Linked DNA regions of Homo sapiens: region 2 is linked to region 1. Evidence: chromatin loops called from intact Hi-C (ENCODE). Cell type or tissue: OCI-LY7. All regions are shown on one strand. Links, peaks and the distances in the headings refer to the core of each region. The heading gives the core; the rest is flanking DNA. Region 1 has its middle 18 kb from the start of LINC00603. Region 2 has its middle 90 kb from the start of PTGER4.

Region 1 (8,348 bases), core at 104-8,103:
CTGGGTCAGCTCCTGATCACCCCATGGAATTCTGGGGTCAGAGACATCCCAAAGCAGGCTTGTGCTGAGAATATTACAGTGAATCTGTGCGGGGGCTTACAATTCTATTTTGACACCAAATGTGTTTTCTGTCTTGCATATGCCGTAACAAGGTGGAGTGGGTTTCATCCAGGTTACTTAGAATACTGCCCCCCTCAGTGAAGAGGAACATAACCTTGGGTTTACAAGGAAATTTCCTGGCCTATATAATTTCACAATCTCTTGTGGTGGATAATTAACTTGTGCTTTTGCTCCCTGAGTTTAGTAGGCATATTCAGGCTTATCACTTCCTTCACCCAACAGACTCACTATAACTGCACTGTTCAATGTATTCACCACTAGTCAAATGGGATTATTGAGCTCTTTAAATTTGTCTAGTCTTAATTGAGGTGTGCAGAAATTTTAAATGTACACTGAGTCTCAAAGACTTCATATGGAAAAATTTGTAAATATAACTTTATTTTTTATACTGATTATGTTCAAATACTGTTTTAAATGTATAGAGTTATATATGGTGAAAATAAATGTGATATCCTTTTAATTTTTAAAAAATATATAGCTACTAGGAAATTTAAAATGACAGATGTGACCTATATTATATTTCTGTTGGGTGGCACTGCGATAGATTCTATGGGCCTGAGCCAAGTAGGGATTCAAACTTCAATTCTGTTTATCTCCCAGTAAAGTTGAAGACATTTCCAAGAAGTAGGTAGGCATTTACTTCAAAGACAGTCATAGTAAAATTACAATTTGTCAATGCAAGATGAATTATATAAAGACTCTTGATGATCACTAGATGACTCTAGGAATTTCATTGCTGTTATTAATCAAAACCATAAAGACAAAATATTTATGATCAGCAGTACCTGGGATTATGTAAATTATAGTTAAATTCTGTACATTTCAAATGATATCAATATCTACATAAGAATGACTTAAACAAGATGATGATTGGATGGCTCACTAACCCTTCAAAGACTGAAAATTAGAAAAGTTAAGAGATGCTCAATTTCATATGAACTGTTAGAACATGTATTTTTTATATACCCTTCTCATATACTTTCTCTTAATGTTAAACTAGAGTTAAAGTTAGTAGTGACAAGGTCTAAGCATGTCTTTGGAAAATTCTAATTAGCTGAGGATATTTCTCCCTTCACATTCTGGATGATAAAATAACAATTCTGTCAATTAGGAGAAACTCACATGAATGAGAATCTAGCTCTGAACTGAATTTCATTAGCTAAAAGCAGGGGTCTATATTAGCAGGGATAGTTCTTAAAGGTTAAACACTAGAGATACTGTTTCATTAACTTTTAGAAACCTGGTTTTTTAATTTATGTGTCTGTATCAGTCAGTATGCAATCAGAACAGCAGAGTCACAAGGAACCATATTTGTTCATTCACTCATTCATTCATCCAATCTTGTATTTGTATCAAGGGATTTTTCCCAGGCAGTAGACCTCATGCAATTATGAAAGTGGGAGCTAATTAAGTAGTCTCTGTGTAGCTGTGTCCTTGAATCTGCTGTGAAGGCTTGAAGTCCACAAAAAGAAGGGAAAATGCATATAAAGTGGGAGACAGTAGGAACAAACTGGAACCCACAAGTATCAGTTTTTACTGTCTCTCACCTTGATGGCAAGGGGTTCCTGCAGAAGCCAGTGCTCTTCATCAAGGAGCTAAAGATACACACACACACACACACACACACACACACACACACACACACACACACACACACACCCCGTGGAGAATCAGGAGAATTCAATGGAAGGTGGAGCAATTGTAGGCTGAGCTCCTGTCTTAGACCAACAAGGTAAGCCAGAGGATAAGTGACAATTTACGTGACCTACAAAAATAGCTGCTGCTTTACTTCTACCCTCCAAATCTTGCACAAGATTCTCTCTGTGTCTCACCCTAAGTGGAAAAACATATGGAAGGGAAATCTTGGAAATGTAGTTTAACCTAGCCATCACAGTGTAGCCTCAGCCGACACAATACCAAGCCATCACAGTGTGTCTTTATGTGTGTTTTTTTTCCTCCATGCTTTCAATCTGTCTCTCTCTGCACAGAGAGAATATATACATCAGGTAAGTATGGGTAAGTGTGTGTAGCCTTTCCTGGCATTCTCTTCCCTTTGTGTGTGTTTTCAAACACATTTGCATTTGTCTCTTAATGCTTCTCTCCCTGTTACTGTTTCTTTTGGGCCTATTTTCTTTTTTCTTTGACCCTCTACCTTTTCTTTCCTGTATTTTCACCTCTTGACCTCATGCCTGTTTGATTGCTTCACTCTCTTTTTCTGTTTTATGACCAAGAAACTAAATTGCTTTTAAAGTTTTTTAAAAAATCCACTTAGTGAATATATTTTATGGTCTCTATTCCTAACTTTCTAACTAATTTCAGGGCAATTTGGATTTATCTTTTTTTCCAAAAAGACCTTTTAAAAATGTTATATGGTTTTTTTGTAAAAAGACCTTTTAAAATATTATATGGTCCTAGATTAATGTTTTCTGTGAGTATATGGCCCTGGTATCAATGAGGTTTGTCTTTTGTGGTCTATTCAGTATGAAAAGTGATTGATTCTAGGCTCTAGTGGATGTCTTAGAGCAGCTCGGAGAGCCGCTATGTGTCACTTCTTGCCGCCACACAGCATTTGACCAGTATTCCATCTGGTTTTTAGAGTGTTTATCACCTCATTTCACTGCTTGCCTTTTCCAGGTTAAGGATTGCCTCATGAATGTCAAAGCATCACCTCTAAAATTAAGGGATTTTTAGAAAGCATTCTTTCTTAAAAGTTTTTCTTAGACTTTTAAAGCCATCACCCATTTATAACAATTACCAAATTATTAAACATGAAATTGCCCATATGGATATTGTTATTATCTTGTCATATTCTCAGGTGGACCAGATTAATAGAACATTTTTCTCCATAGCCTAAATTCACGAGAGTTTGAGTTTGGGGGAAAGGTAATTAGAAAGCACCAAGCATTACTTAGTATGGTACTGGGGCATTAACCAATAAGGAAGATGGGACTTGCTGGAGAATAGTAGAGGGCATTGGGTTTTATGATAAAGAAAAATAAATGTCAGGGGATAGGAAAGGTGAGACACTACAAACAAATTGTATCTGCTTCTTAGATTAACTAGGAAAGGACTTCTACTGCTGTGCTTCTTAAAAAAAGCCTCAAATCTGAAACTTGTCATTAGTTAGGTGTATCTGAGTCTTGCCTATCTTCATATAAGTTCAGGCTCTTTCTGTGTAGGGAGGGTAATGGAGATGTTAGTCCAGGATGGGGGCCTGTTCACGACAACTGAGCATTGTTCTTCTGTACTCATGCACTCACTCACATTGCACACACCCACCTACTCACAAAACTAGATTGGAAATATATGAGTTATAGTAATGTTGATACTTTACATTGGTGTAGAATTTTAGAATATTGAGTGCTTTCACATACATTATCTCAGAACGCAGGGAGTAAGAGTCAGTGACCACAATGAGGAGGATATGTGGAGAGAGTGGATAAGAAAGAACAACAGAATAGATAGGGAAGAAAGTGCCCATGGGTGGAGGCTAGCTAAAAATTAAGAAATGCCATGGTAGTAGCTGAGCGAACTTGGTACCATATCACTAATCTACTTAACTGATGAATAATGTCTTCTCTAAATGTCCCCAGGCATTGTGAAGAGATGCAGCATATTTTTTTTTAACTTTTACTTTAGGTTCATAGGGGCATGTGCAGGTTTGTCATATAGGTAAGTTCATATCATGGGGGTTTGTTGTACAGATAATTTTATCACCCAAGTACTAAGCCTATTACCCAATAGTTATTTCTTTCTGATCTTCTCTCTCCTCCCACCTTCCACCCTCAAGTAGGCCCAAGTGTCTGTTGATTCCCTTATTATCTCCATGAGTTCTCATCATTTAGCTCCCACTTGTAAGTGAGAACATGCAGTATTTGGTTTTCTGTTCCTATGTTAATTTGCCAAGGATAATGGCTTCCAGCTCCATCCATGTTTCTGCAAAATACATGAGCTCATTTTTTTCTGGCTGAATAATATTCCATGGTGTATATGCACTATATTTTCTTTATCCAGTCAGTGATGGGCATTTAGATTGATTCCATGTCTTTGCTATTGTGAATAGTGGAGATGCAGCATATTAGAGAGTATTGACATTTCCTAGTCTAGACTCCAAAATTAGTTAAGAACATTTGGAAAAAGTAATACAAAGATTTCAGAAGAAAACAGCTGCGCAGGCTGCTATTACTAAATTCATATGAACTATGGTCCAAAAATGCACTTCAAGTCTTGCAGGGTTTGGAACACTGATGGACATCCGTATGTATTTCATAAGGCTCTTTGGCCAAGGAGTAGCAGAAGCTGACAATCAATGGGCTGTCAGTTCATTCAGCCTTCAGGACTTTGGTGGGGAAGAGAAAAGATGGGCAACCAATTTGAGCAGCCCTGTCAAGAGATCTGCTGCCCAGCCATGCAAACACCAGAACAGTTTGAACTGATCACACTAACACAGCAGTCACAGGACTAGGGTTGACTGGACTGTGAAGACTAAGCAAACACTACTGCAGGTCTCATCACCGCATCACCGGAAAGCTGACATCAAAGGGAAGGAAAACCAAGCACCTGTTCTCTCAAGGGACTGACATCACTTAGTTCCTCAGTAACAGCTCTCATGCTAGATTAAATATCTTTTTTTGTTCTAGTTTGTGATGGTTACATCGAAGCTAGGATGATTTGGATCTTAATAATGAAGTTTTGCAACATATCTGTAATTCAGCACTGTTTTCTGTGTCCTCTATCAGTGTTCTATCTAATTCAGGCTCCTGTCAGGAAAAATTAAAAAAGACTTTGAAAGAAAAAAAATAAAGATTACTGGATGTCCTGTCTAGCACACTGTTCCTGTTTACTTGTGACTTTCATCATCTTTGAGCTATTTTAGCGATCTTGTAATTTGTAGAAAACTTATAGTCATGCAAATGATTCTTGTTCATAGAAATTCAGTTGATTATTGCCCTGTGGAAATTGACCAGTTTTGCATCTACTGTATTTGAAATTCATCTAAGCATTTTTGATTGTTAATATACATGTGTTGTTTGATTCTCTTTTTAATTAGTTGCAACATCTTACTGGTTTTTTCATTAATTAATGAATCAAATGTCATCTTTGACATGTATTTATTTTATGTGCATTTTATTCTTTAATGCCTTCTTCAATTCTTTACTGGATTATACCAGCCTCCTAACTTGTTTCTCCATAGAGTAAATTGAGAAATCTTCAAAAATGAAAATCAGGCTAAGTTTTTTTTTTTTTTCCTAGCTGAAAAATCCTTCAAGGATTTTTATTGTTCTTATAATAAAATACACACTCCATATCTTGGTTTACAAAACTCCGAAGTATCTAGTACTTATATTCTCTCCAACCTATTTTTTTTTTTTTATTGATATGGAGTTTCACTCTTGTTGCCCAGGCTGGAGTGCAGTGGTGCGATCTCAGCTCACTACAATCTCAGCCTCCCAGATTCAAGCGATTCTCCTGTCTCAACCTCCCTAGTAGCTGGGATTATAGGCACCGCCACCACTCCCGACTAATTTTTGTATTTTTAGTAGAGACGGGGTTTCACCATGTTGGCCAGGATGATCTCGAACTCCTGACTGCAGGTGACCCACCTGCCTCAGCCTCCTAAAGTGCTGGGATTACATGCATGAGCCACCGTGCCCGGTCTTCTCTAACCTAATTTTATGCTCTTCTACTGATTTTTCATTATATTCCAGCTATACTGGTCCCATTCTGTTCCTGGAATTTATCAAACCGTTATCCATCTCAGGGAGGCCTTTGCGATCACTTATCTCTGCATAGAATGCTTTTTTGGTAGAAATTTGCCTGGCTGACTCAGTCTTATCCTTTAGGTCTCAACTTCCCTCTGAGGTCCCCATGAGACCATTACATCCCATTTCTCTCCTCAGACAAGATTTCCCTGACTACTCTTTCTAATAGTGTGTTATGTATTTACTATTTATTGCATCCTATTTGTGGTAATCTGTATTCTTTATCTCATTTCTATTTGATACCTCCACTAAAAGGTAAACTCAATGAAGAGATAGAATGTGTTGTCATATTATCTACTGTATCACAAGATATATTTCATGTAGTAAAGATCATTTGTGGAATAAATGAAAAATATGGGAAGAAAAGCCCTTGAATTTCAGAAGAGACCTGGGGACTTATGAATGAGAAAATAAAGACTCTACTAAGGAGCAAGTTATAGAATATATGTAAACAAGAAAGGTGGTGTGTTCTATGATGACCAGAAAGCCAAGTGTTGGTGTGAATATATCCAAGAATAGGAACAAATAAGGATACAGTGGCCATATATGGGTATGATACTCTTTAGAAGAATAAATGTTCCATTTCTCATTTACTTACAGTTAGAAGTATTTGGTAAGATTCTCCTTATTGACTTAGGAACTTAGGTGGAAATTCAATAATTACTCAATACCAATATCTCCCACTAAAGTAATTTTATTATTTGGGTTTCTAGAACAATAATGGAACCAAATTAACACTGGATGAGTATAGAAAGAATGAATAAATGCCATCTATGTTAATCTGATTAGCAGAAAGATAGAGGCATAGATAAAGAGGATTATTTAATATATTGATAATAGTTGAAATGACATTCTTTATGGGGAAATGAAGAATTACTTTGATTGTAGTTTAGATAGAGAGGACTTATTGGACAACTCTCCATTTCTAATTCCAGGTTCCTTTTGATCTTGTTCTCCTCCTCAATCTCTTTTCACGTTTTAATCAGTTTATTTTTTTCTGTATGAGCTATTTTTTTCCTGGAACATTTTACTTTTTGTAGACATTTTTCTCCTTCACCTTCTCTAGAAAATGAATATGGAAGGTTCTTAAAGCACCAAAGAACATATGTATAAAGGACCTTGAGTTGATGATGATGTTTTTAATAATCATTGCATCTCAATTATCCAGGCATGGTCCGGGCAATGAAAATTGTATATTGACCATGAAAGATTAATATTAAGATAACAGAAGAAGGGTAATGTCTTAGCTTGGTTTCTCCAGACAGTAGAGACTGAATCAAAGAATTAAGTGCAAATATTTTATTGGAAAGTGAGACTCAAGGAGGTGGAAAAGAGACAAGGTTAGCAGGGGAGGAGGGAGTGCCAGGACAAAGATTCATTATGCAGTTGCCCACAGCTATAGGTGACTAGATGTTCGAGCTCCCAGGTCTGCTTAATGAGGCATATGAAATGCATCTCAAGGCTACCAGTATATGGGAATGAAAGTGAAAAGCAAGTTCATTGCCTTTCATTACTCATTAGTCATAGGTTCACCCCATAGCATTATAATTCTTCATCCTTTTCAAGTTGCACAGTTGCGAGTGCCAAGAGCATTTCTAAAGGGTCTGCTACCACATATCATTAAAGAAGCTCCTGGGAAGAGGGTAGGCACTACAAGGTCTAGACCTCAGGTGTCAGATTTCACATCTGCGAAACTGAGTGGTTAGAATAAGAGATAACTGAGGCTAAAAGAATCTGAAGTGTTGTGAATAAATGTACAAAATATAGAGGAAGCAGCAACATTTAAAAATTGAAGACAGAAGACAGGGAAAAGAACAGAAAATCATTAACCAGCTGTGTGACCTTATACGATGCAATCTACAATTTGCAACCTCAGACCTTTTGACTATGACATAAAGGAGTTGCTCTAGCTCAGTGGTCCTTAATGTTGGCTGAACATAAAATCATCTGGGGATCTTTAAAAATACCATTGCCTAGGGCCTGTCCCCAGATATTCTGATTTATTTTGTGTCTGGTGCAAACTGAACAATGGGACTTTAAAAAAAAAAAAAAAAACTCCCTAGATGATTCTAATGTGCAGGAAAGATTGAGAATCACAGCTGTAGAATCAGTAAAGGATTATTCACTTATATCATGTTATGATTGTATCTACAGTTTTTCAAATGCCTATGGAAAAATAATCTCCACTGTCCTTTTAGCCAGATATTGTTCAGAACTTCCAACTCCGTGAACTTACGCTTATAAATTCTTCCATTTGAATATCATGTATCAGTTCCGCAGATGATTATGGATTTTTCAATTTTAGCCAAACTGTAAGTTAAATTAATTATTTCAATTGGCCTTTGATTTATATGTTTTTCTTTTTCCAGAATAACTCTGTTGCAATTTCTATTGGCTGCATAGTCTAGTTTTTTAGAACATCCGCCTAGTGATCTTTCTTCTTGCCAAATTCTTTTGGAGAAATTG
Region 2 (8,348 bases), core at 194-8,193, 560 kb before region 1:
TCAGCTTTGTTTTAGCTTCGGCTGCATTACTCTGCTACATGCAGAAGGAGAGAAACATCCATGCAACCTCCCCTTAGTAGTTAGCATTAAGATTGTCAGAATAATTCATCAGTACATCATCTTCTCATATTCAGAGACAACAGTTGCCTAGAACCCATCAGGGGTATTAGACTCCTGGCAGTTCCAGTTGGAAGCTTTCAAAGTCTCAGCAAATATACACTGAACTTCCATGTGAATTAGAAAAACTTGTTCTTTCTAGGCAAATAAATTACAAGAAAGTGCCCCTCCAGATATACCAATTAGGAAAAACTACAAGTTAAATTTATGCTGGTGGATCCAGCACCTCTTTGGCCCCCATGGGTGCCTTGTGTAGAGTGCATACTCACAACTGTTCAGGGTGACCTGGGGTACTTCATCACAGGCCAACATTCTGCTGCAGGGCTTTTACCAAGCACCCTAAAGAAAGAAAAGGGGATAAATTCTCCTGTGTCTCCAGTTGCTCTCTGACTGTTTCTGCTGGGATATAGTCTTGTGGAAGTGATATGCCTCCAAGACAACAGTTGCCTACTAAAAAATGCCAGGACAGTATTTACATTCTCCTGCATGGCACCTCACTCATTGTGTCAGTAGTAAGCATGACTACAAGAATAACTAGTAGTTATTTATTATTATTATTATTTTTTGAGACAGAGTCTCCCTCTGTCGCCCAGGCTGGAATGCAGTGGTGTGATCTCGGCTTACTGCAACTTCTGCCTCCTGGGTTCAAGCGATTCTTGTGCCTTAGCCTCCTGAGTAGCTGGAATTAGAGACGTGCACCACCACGCCTGGCTAATTTTTGTATTTTTCGTAGAGATGGTGTTTTGCCATGTTGACCAGGCTGGTCTCAAACTCCTAGCCTCATGTGATCCTCCCTACTCAGCCTCCCAAAGTGCTGGGATTACACGTGTGCACCACTGCGCCTGGCCAGTGGTTATATTTTGAACAGTATGATCCACTATAGATCTTCAAAAAACACATACTCATATATTTTCCAAGTGTTTTACAAACAAGGAGATACCACATCAAAGTAGTATGTGTCAGCAATGGGCTTGGCACATACTAAATATTCAACAAATATTAGGTCTTTGTGAAAATAAAACTGCTTTCAGATAAATGTCTTATTTAGGGTTATAATTGTTAGTATTCTAGTAACACTGTTCTTGAAAAAATGACATTTTTATTATGTAAGAAAATTGAAATTGAAAATAAAATATGATATTATATAAAATGCATTATTCTGTTAATAATGGTGCTTCCATACTGGGAATGGTATTTGTCATGATTTTGACATTAGCATAACAAACTTCTGTTTTTTCACTGCTTGAGTTTTTATATGGAGGGTTGGGAAGTCATTAAATATTATTCTCTTATACTCTTATCTTGTATTCTTTTTCTTATATCTCATATTCTTCATCTTAAAAATAGTTTTAGGCCAGGCCTGGTGGCTCGTGCCTGTAATCCCAGCACTCTGGGAGGCTGAGGTGGGTGGATCACCTGAGGTCAGGAGTTCAAGACCAGCCTGACCAACATGCTGAAAACCCGCCTCTACTAAAAACACAAAAATTAGCTGGGTGCAGTGGTGCGCACCTGTAATCCTAGCTACTCTGGAGGCTGAGGCAGGAGAATCACTTGAATTCAGGAGGCGGAGGTTGCGGTGAGCCGAGATCAGGCCACTACACTCCAGCCTGGGCAACAGAGCAAGACTCCGTCTCAAAAAAAAAAAAAAATAGTTTTAATTTGGAGAAAGAACATTCTGCTGAATATGTAGTAAATAGGATCGAGATGAAAAGGAACACATTTAAGAAAAACTTGGCAAGAGAAAGACATAAAATGCATCCAAATAGAAAGAGAGGAAGTGAAACTATCTCTGTTTGCAGATGATATGATACTATAACAAGAAAGCCCCATAGTCTCTGCCCAAAGCCTTCTAGATCTGATAAACAACTTCAGTCGTTTCAGGATGTAAAATCAATGTATAAAAATCAGTAGCATTTCTACATAGCAACAATGTACATACTGACAGCCAAATCAAGAATGCGATCCTATTCACAATAGCCATAAAAAGAATATAATACCTAGGAATACAGCTAACCAGGGAGGTGAAAGGTCTCTACAAAGAGAATTACAAAGCACTGCTGAAAGAAATCAGAGATGACACAAACAAATGGAAAAATATTCTCTTCTCATGGATAGGAAGAATCAATTAAACCACTGATTTTGTTATTTACAAATTCAATGCTATTCCCATCAAATCAGCGACATTTTTTTCACATAATTAAAAAAATTTCTAAATTCATTTGGAACTAAAAAAGAGCCCAAATAGCCAAAGAAATCCTAAGCAAAAAGAACAAAGCTGGAGGCATCACACTGTCTGACTTCAAATTATGCTATAGAGGCCACAGTAACTAAAATAGCATGGTACTGGTAGAAAAATAGACACATAGACCAGTGGAACAATAAGTACCATTCTGAACATTGGCCCAGGCAAAGACTTCATGACAAAGACTCCAAAACAATTGCAACAAAAACAAAACTTGACAAATGGAACCTAATTGAACTAAAGAGCTTCTGCACAGCAAAATAATCTATCAACAGAGCAAACAGACAATCTACAGAATGGGAGAAGATATTTTCAAACTATACAGCTGACAAAGGTCTCATATCCAGAATCTGTAAGAAACTTAAACAAATTAACAAGAGAAAAACAAACAGCCTCATTAAAAAGTGAGCAAAGGACGTAAACAGACACTTCTCAAAAGAAGACGTGCACACAGCCAACAAGCTTATGAAAAAATGCTCAATATCACCAATGATTAGGAAATGAAAATCAAAACCACAATGAGATACCATCTCACACTAGTCAGAATGGCCATTATGAAAAGTCAAAGGACTGGTGCGGTGGCTCATGCCTGTAATCCTAGCACTTCGGGAGGCTGAGGTGGGTGGATCACCTGAGGTCAGGGGTTCGAGACCAGCCTGGCTAACATGGTAAAACCCTGTCTCTACTAAAAGTACAAAAATTAGCCAAGCATGGTGGTGGGCACCTGTAATCCCAGCTACTTGGGAGGCTGAGGCAGGAGAATCACTTGAACCCAGGAGGCAACAAGAGCGAAACTCGATCTCAAAACAAACAAACAAACAAACACAATTAAATAACAGATGCTGGTGAGATTGTAGAGAAAAGGGAAGGCATATACACTGCTGGAGGGAATGTAAATTAGTTCAGCCACTGTGGAAAGCAGTCTGGAGACTTCTCAAAGATCTTAAAATAGAACTACCATTCAACCCAGTAATCCCATTACTGAGTATATACTCAAAGGAATATAAATCATTCTACCATAAGGAAACATGCACAGGTATGTTTATTGCAGCACTCTTCACAATGGCAAAGATATAGAATCAACCTGGATGCCCATCAACAGGGGACTGTAAAGAAGATATGGCACATATACACCCTGGAATACTATGCAGCTATAAAAAATGAGAGCATGTCCTTTGTAGCAATATGGATGGAGCTGGAGGCAATTATCCTGAGTGAATTAATACAGGAACAGAAAAACCAAATACTGCATGTTCTCTTATAAGTGGGAGCTAAATATTGAGTGCACATGGACACAAAGAGGGGGAACAATAAACAATGGGGCTTATCTGAGGGTGGAGGTTTGAAGGAGGGTGAGGATTAAAAACCTGTCTATTGGGTATTATGCTGATTACCTGGGTGATGAAATTATCTGTACACAGCCCCCATGACATGCAATTTACCCATGTAACAAACCTGCACATGTACCCCTTGAATCTAAAATAAAAATTGGAAAGGAAAAAAAAAAAGAAAAACTTGTTCTTAATGTTTTCATGTAACAATTATCTCAGCAAATTCCAAAATACTTTATTTACTTTTGTGTAGTAATGCTTTTATTCAAAGCAGGAATTTTGTTGCTTACACTTCTGAATGGGTATATACAATGTCTTTTATTCCTTCTTGGTGATTTTTACAGCTGATTTTTTTCCCATTCAAATTAATTGGGTTCCAGCAAGAAATTCATAATTGTAACAAAAAGATCTTGAAATATTTTATTTAGTTTGGTAATTACTGTGTCATTTGCAACATAAAAATGATATATAATATTCTTTTCACTTAAAAAAACTGTGGAAAGTCAAAGAACTATCCAACTATACTTGGCTTTGGCTAGAGCATAAAATGTAAAAAAAAATCCTTAAGATAGTATTAAAAAACAATTTGATACAGATGTTTTAATGCGAGAAGCAAGATAACAGCAATAGTTTTCATCTAGAATAAACACAATTGGGTTGCCTACTATATGTATATAAATATATATGATTTAAAGTTTATTTTGTTTTTCTCCTTGATTTGTTTTGATTTTGTCTTCAAGTGCACAGAATGGAGAAAACTTAATGGATGTCTCATAATACAACCTCACCATTGTTTTATGTATGGCCTGCTTTTATCTACTCATCCATCATGATTAATATAATCATTCATAAACTCATCATCAAAAATAAAAGCTAAATTCTTTTTTTTTTTTTTTTTTTTTTTTTAGACAGAGTCTCATTCTGTCACCCAGGCTGGAGTGCAGTGGTGTGATCTTGGCTCACTGCAACTTCTGCCTTCCAGGTTTAAGCGGTTCTCTGCCTCAGCCTTCTGAGTAGCTGGAACTACAGGTGTGCACCACCACGCCTGGCTAATTTTTTGTGTTTTCTTTTTAGCAGAGATGGGGGTTTCACCATGTTGGCCAGGCTGGTTTCAAACTCCTGACCTCAAGTGATCTGCCTGTCTCAGCCTCCAAAAGTGTTAGGATTACAGGTGTGAGCCACCACACCTGGCCAAAGACAGGAGCTAAATTCTTGATAATAACTTACATCAAGTTATATGGTTTCCTTCTTCTGTACCACCCCATTCCTAGCTTTCTCTTCCCTGGGAAGCATCACCCTCTTCCCTTGCTTTCTCTTGCTTTTCTTTTAATATAATTTATCGCATCTGTATCTATTCCTAAATAAGATATCCTACTGTGTGTGTAATCTTTTGAGAATTATGTTTAACTTAATAACATACTGCTAAGATTCATCTATATTGTTGTGTATTGCTATTGTTAATTTATGAGATTTTCGAATAGGACTTTGTTGTATGAATATGTCATTTTTTTCCATCTTGTTGATGGGCATTTGGGTTATTTCTAGGTTTTGCTTTTGTGTACAGTGCTGCTACAGACATTCTTGAGCATGTTTCTTAGAGTACTGGCACAAGGATTTCTATTGGGTATACCCCTGGGAGTGAAAGAGGGCATGTGAATGTTTAACTCCTTGAGATGAGAAAAATTATTTTCCAAAGTGATTGAGCCAATTTAATCTACTTCCAGCAAGACATAGAAGATTCTGTGGCTCCATATTCTTGAAAATGCCAATTATTGTCAGACTCAGTATTATTTTTTTGCCAAATGAACGAGTTTAAAATGATATCACATTGATTAATTCTCTGATTAATAATAATGTTGAACAGCTCCTTACATGTTTATTGACTATATGTATTTTTTTGTGTGTGAAATGTCTCCTTAGGTCTTTTGCTTCTTTTTCTATTAGGTATTTTAATAGTTTTTCTTTTTGTAAAATAAGACTCATTCAATTTACAAATGTCAATAATTTTAGAAAAAGATCAGCAAAAAGCAAAAGACTCTGTTGTGAACCAACTTTCATCATGTTAGTCATGCAAAACTTTTAGGTTCTTTCTTTTTTGTCTTGATAACAATAGCCACAAAAGATTTTTGAAGTAGCAATGGTTAGCTTCTTCTCCACAACCTTGCTACCAGATTAAAATGAATACATGTCTCAGACTGAAGTCTGTTATATAGTCAAATACATATTCAACAAATATTCACTAGCTAGCAGGTATAAAACTATTCACAAATTTGATCTGCAGGCTCCATGAAATCTCAGTCATCTGCTCTTTCAGGTGTCAGAGTACAGGTTGGCTTATTTCTATGTCATCTAGTCAGTCTCATTTGATTGAAACAATGGTTGGATATAGAATGTATCAGAGATTAGTTTCCATTCCTAAGGAGACATGTTACTCAGTTCCCTTGTACACACAAGAGTGAACAGATCTTTAACAACTCTAGACAATCCACATTCCTTGAATACCTGTAATTGCACAAATAGGAGAGAATTTCTAGCATGCATCAAGCAAATAAATAGTCATTAGTATCACATAATTAATTGGACTAATTTGACATCTTATGCATCAGCAAAATGTCTATTGTCAATCAAGATACAGACAGCAGAAGGGCTTAACAGCAGCCACTCTGAAGAGAGGCCCTTTCTAGTATAATACTAGCTCATACCTCGGTACTGCATTCTTGAAAGAATGTTGCTGAGTATCTCTAGAATCAAAGCTTAAGTGAATCAGCACTTACATACTATTACAATAATGATGCTGAAGTATTTTTTAGGAAAACAACAGTCACTGTGACAGATTCTCACAGTTCTACTTCTTTCCAGTAGACATAACTACCGTTAGTTTAATATATACTTCTCTAATAAATGTCTTATTTTTTTGCACAAAACAAATTTAGTTTAATGATTTATAAAACAAACACCTGTATAAAAAACAAACCCTAGTATATAAAAAACAAGCACCAGTATAGATCAACATTAAAGCTGAGAAACAGGACATTGCTTACACCTTCCTGAATGACTCCACCTAATTTATCCCTTTTCCTTCCCCCTCTAGGTAAGTATCCTAACAAGGACAGTAAGATGTTCATGTTCTTGTTTTCCACTGTAGTTTTACACCTATTTATGTATTCTTAAACAATATAGTTTTAGTTTACTTTAAGTTTTAATGGTCTAAAAAGGAAGCATTTTTAAAAAGTGATTTGTGAGAGGAGTTTAAATGGGTTATTTTCTTCTATCCCATCAAAGTAACCCTACAAGTTAGCTTAGCTGTATATGCCTTCATAAATCAGAAATGGTTCCATTTCTCAAGTTTGCAATGTCCCATTATGCCATCCATTACCCAAGGAAGGAATTCTGTATTTACTGGCTGTTAATAAGTGACTTTATTTTTATTTTTTATTTTTTCAACAAATCAATTAATGCAGATTATTAGCACTTTTATATAGGAATTCTCACCTCCCAATACAGAGGCTACTCAGAATGTGTTTGCTCACCCACTCAGCAAGCTCCCCAGTCTTTGACAATCATGTTGGGTCTCTAGACGTTGTTGTGTCGTCTTCTAAATCCAAGGCCTCTTATGCTAAGTTAGTGCTATTTTCTTGATGAATGTTGCTGGCAATTTAGTTTGTAGAAGGCAATTTTTGATTCCCAGTAGAGAGGAAATACTTTTAGGTGAAAAAGGAGTGCCTGTCCTCAATGAGGGCCTCTGGTGCTCAGTACCAGGGGCCACCAAAGATGTGTGAGCTGGTTATTGTCTTGTGTCATGGGAACATGTTTTGTGCCAGCCCCACCTCGCCTGTTCTAATTCATCTGCAAATAATATAGTTAGAAATGGAGGCAGAAGTAAGGCTATAGCCTTCTTCTAATATAGCTCCATTTCTGTGTCAGTTTTTGACTTTTCAGTATGTAACTTTGCTTTCATTTATCCCAATGACCCTTACATTCTTTGCTTTCATTTATACCAATGACCCTTACATTCTTAAAACACCTGGAGGTGTTTTAAGATCCTTATAGTTAAGGGTTAAGAGCAAATTCTCATAGGCCTGAGGATAGGTTAACCTCACCCTCCTTCCACTCCAACACACATACCTTTTTCCTTTAGTCGGGACTGTGGACACAACAATAATTGGTTTCTACCCTAGCTGGACAGCCAAGGGATTGCAGAGATTGTGTTGGACTTGACTTCTCCATTAATAAGAATGCTTATTGAGTGCTTACTAAGTATCAAGGGGGTGTTAATTGCTTCACATACAACATCTTATCTAATTCTCGTGGTAACTCCGGAAGGCAGATATTAAAATATCATCAGTGCATTTTACAGATGGGAAACTAACCCAGAGAGGTTAGGTAATTTCCCCAAAATTACATATTTAGTGGCGGACCCAGAATCTAGGTTTGCCTCAAAGATGTGTACTCTTAATAACCACAAAACTATATTTTCATGTTCCTTGAAGTGGCAGAAATACAGCTCTAAGAAGCTAGTTGTTCCTTTCGGTGGCTCAGAAAATGGGTAATGGTTCCAATGTGAAAATGTAGAAATGTCCTTTCTGGTTTGGAGTCCATTATGATGAACAAAGATGTAGTTGAGTTCTTTTCTCTCATTTTGGATAGTTCACCACATG

What was found. Peaks named below come from ENCODE experiments on the same cell type or tissue, not always from the same donor. Only the 100,000 strongest peaks of a DNase experiment are listed, where the experiment ranks them.
Region 2: a loop joins it to region 1, with 4 times the contacts of the local background. A loop is called at or near these places in 2 of 110 quality-filtered maps.

What each region holds. Positions count from the first base shown.
Region 1 is chr5:40,029,850-40,038,197 of GRCh38, reverse strand. No RefSeq gene overlaps it. Among named protein-coding and RNA genes, the nearest start is that of LINC00603, 18 kb to the left of the region's middle. RefSeq lists an enhancer at 3,974-4,976. In OCI-LY7, for the core only: no CTCF peak of the experiment used is centred there; DNase peaks (open chromatin) are centred at 4,647 and 4,987; H3K4me3 peaks cover 1,068 bases; H3K27ac peaks cover 1,411 bases.
Region 2 is chr5:40,585,504-40,593,851 of GRCh38, reverse strand. No RefSeq gene overlaps it. Among named protein-coding and RNA genes, the nearest start is that of PTGER4, 90 kb to the left of the region's middle. In OCI-LY7, for the core only: no CTCF peak of the experiment used is centred there; DNase peaks (open chromatin) are centred at 1,921 and 4,711; H3K4me3 peaks cover 1,272 bases; H3K27ac peaks cover 1,488 bases.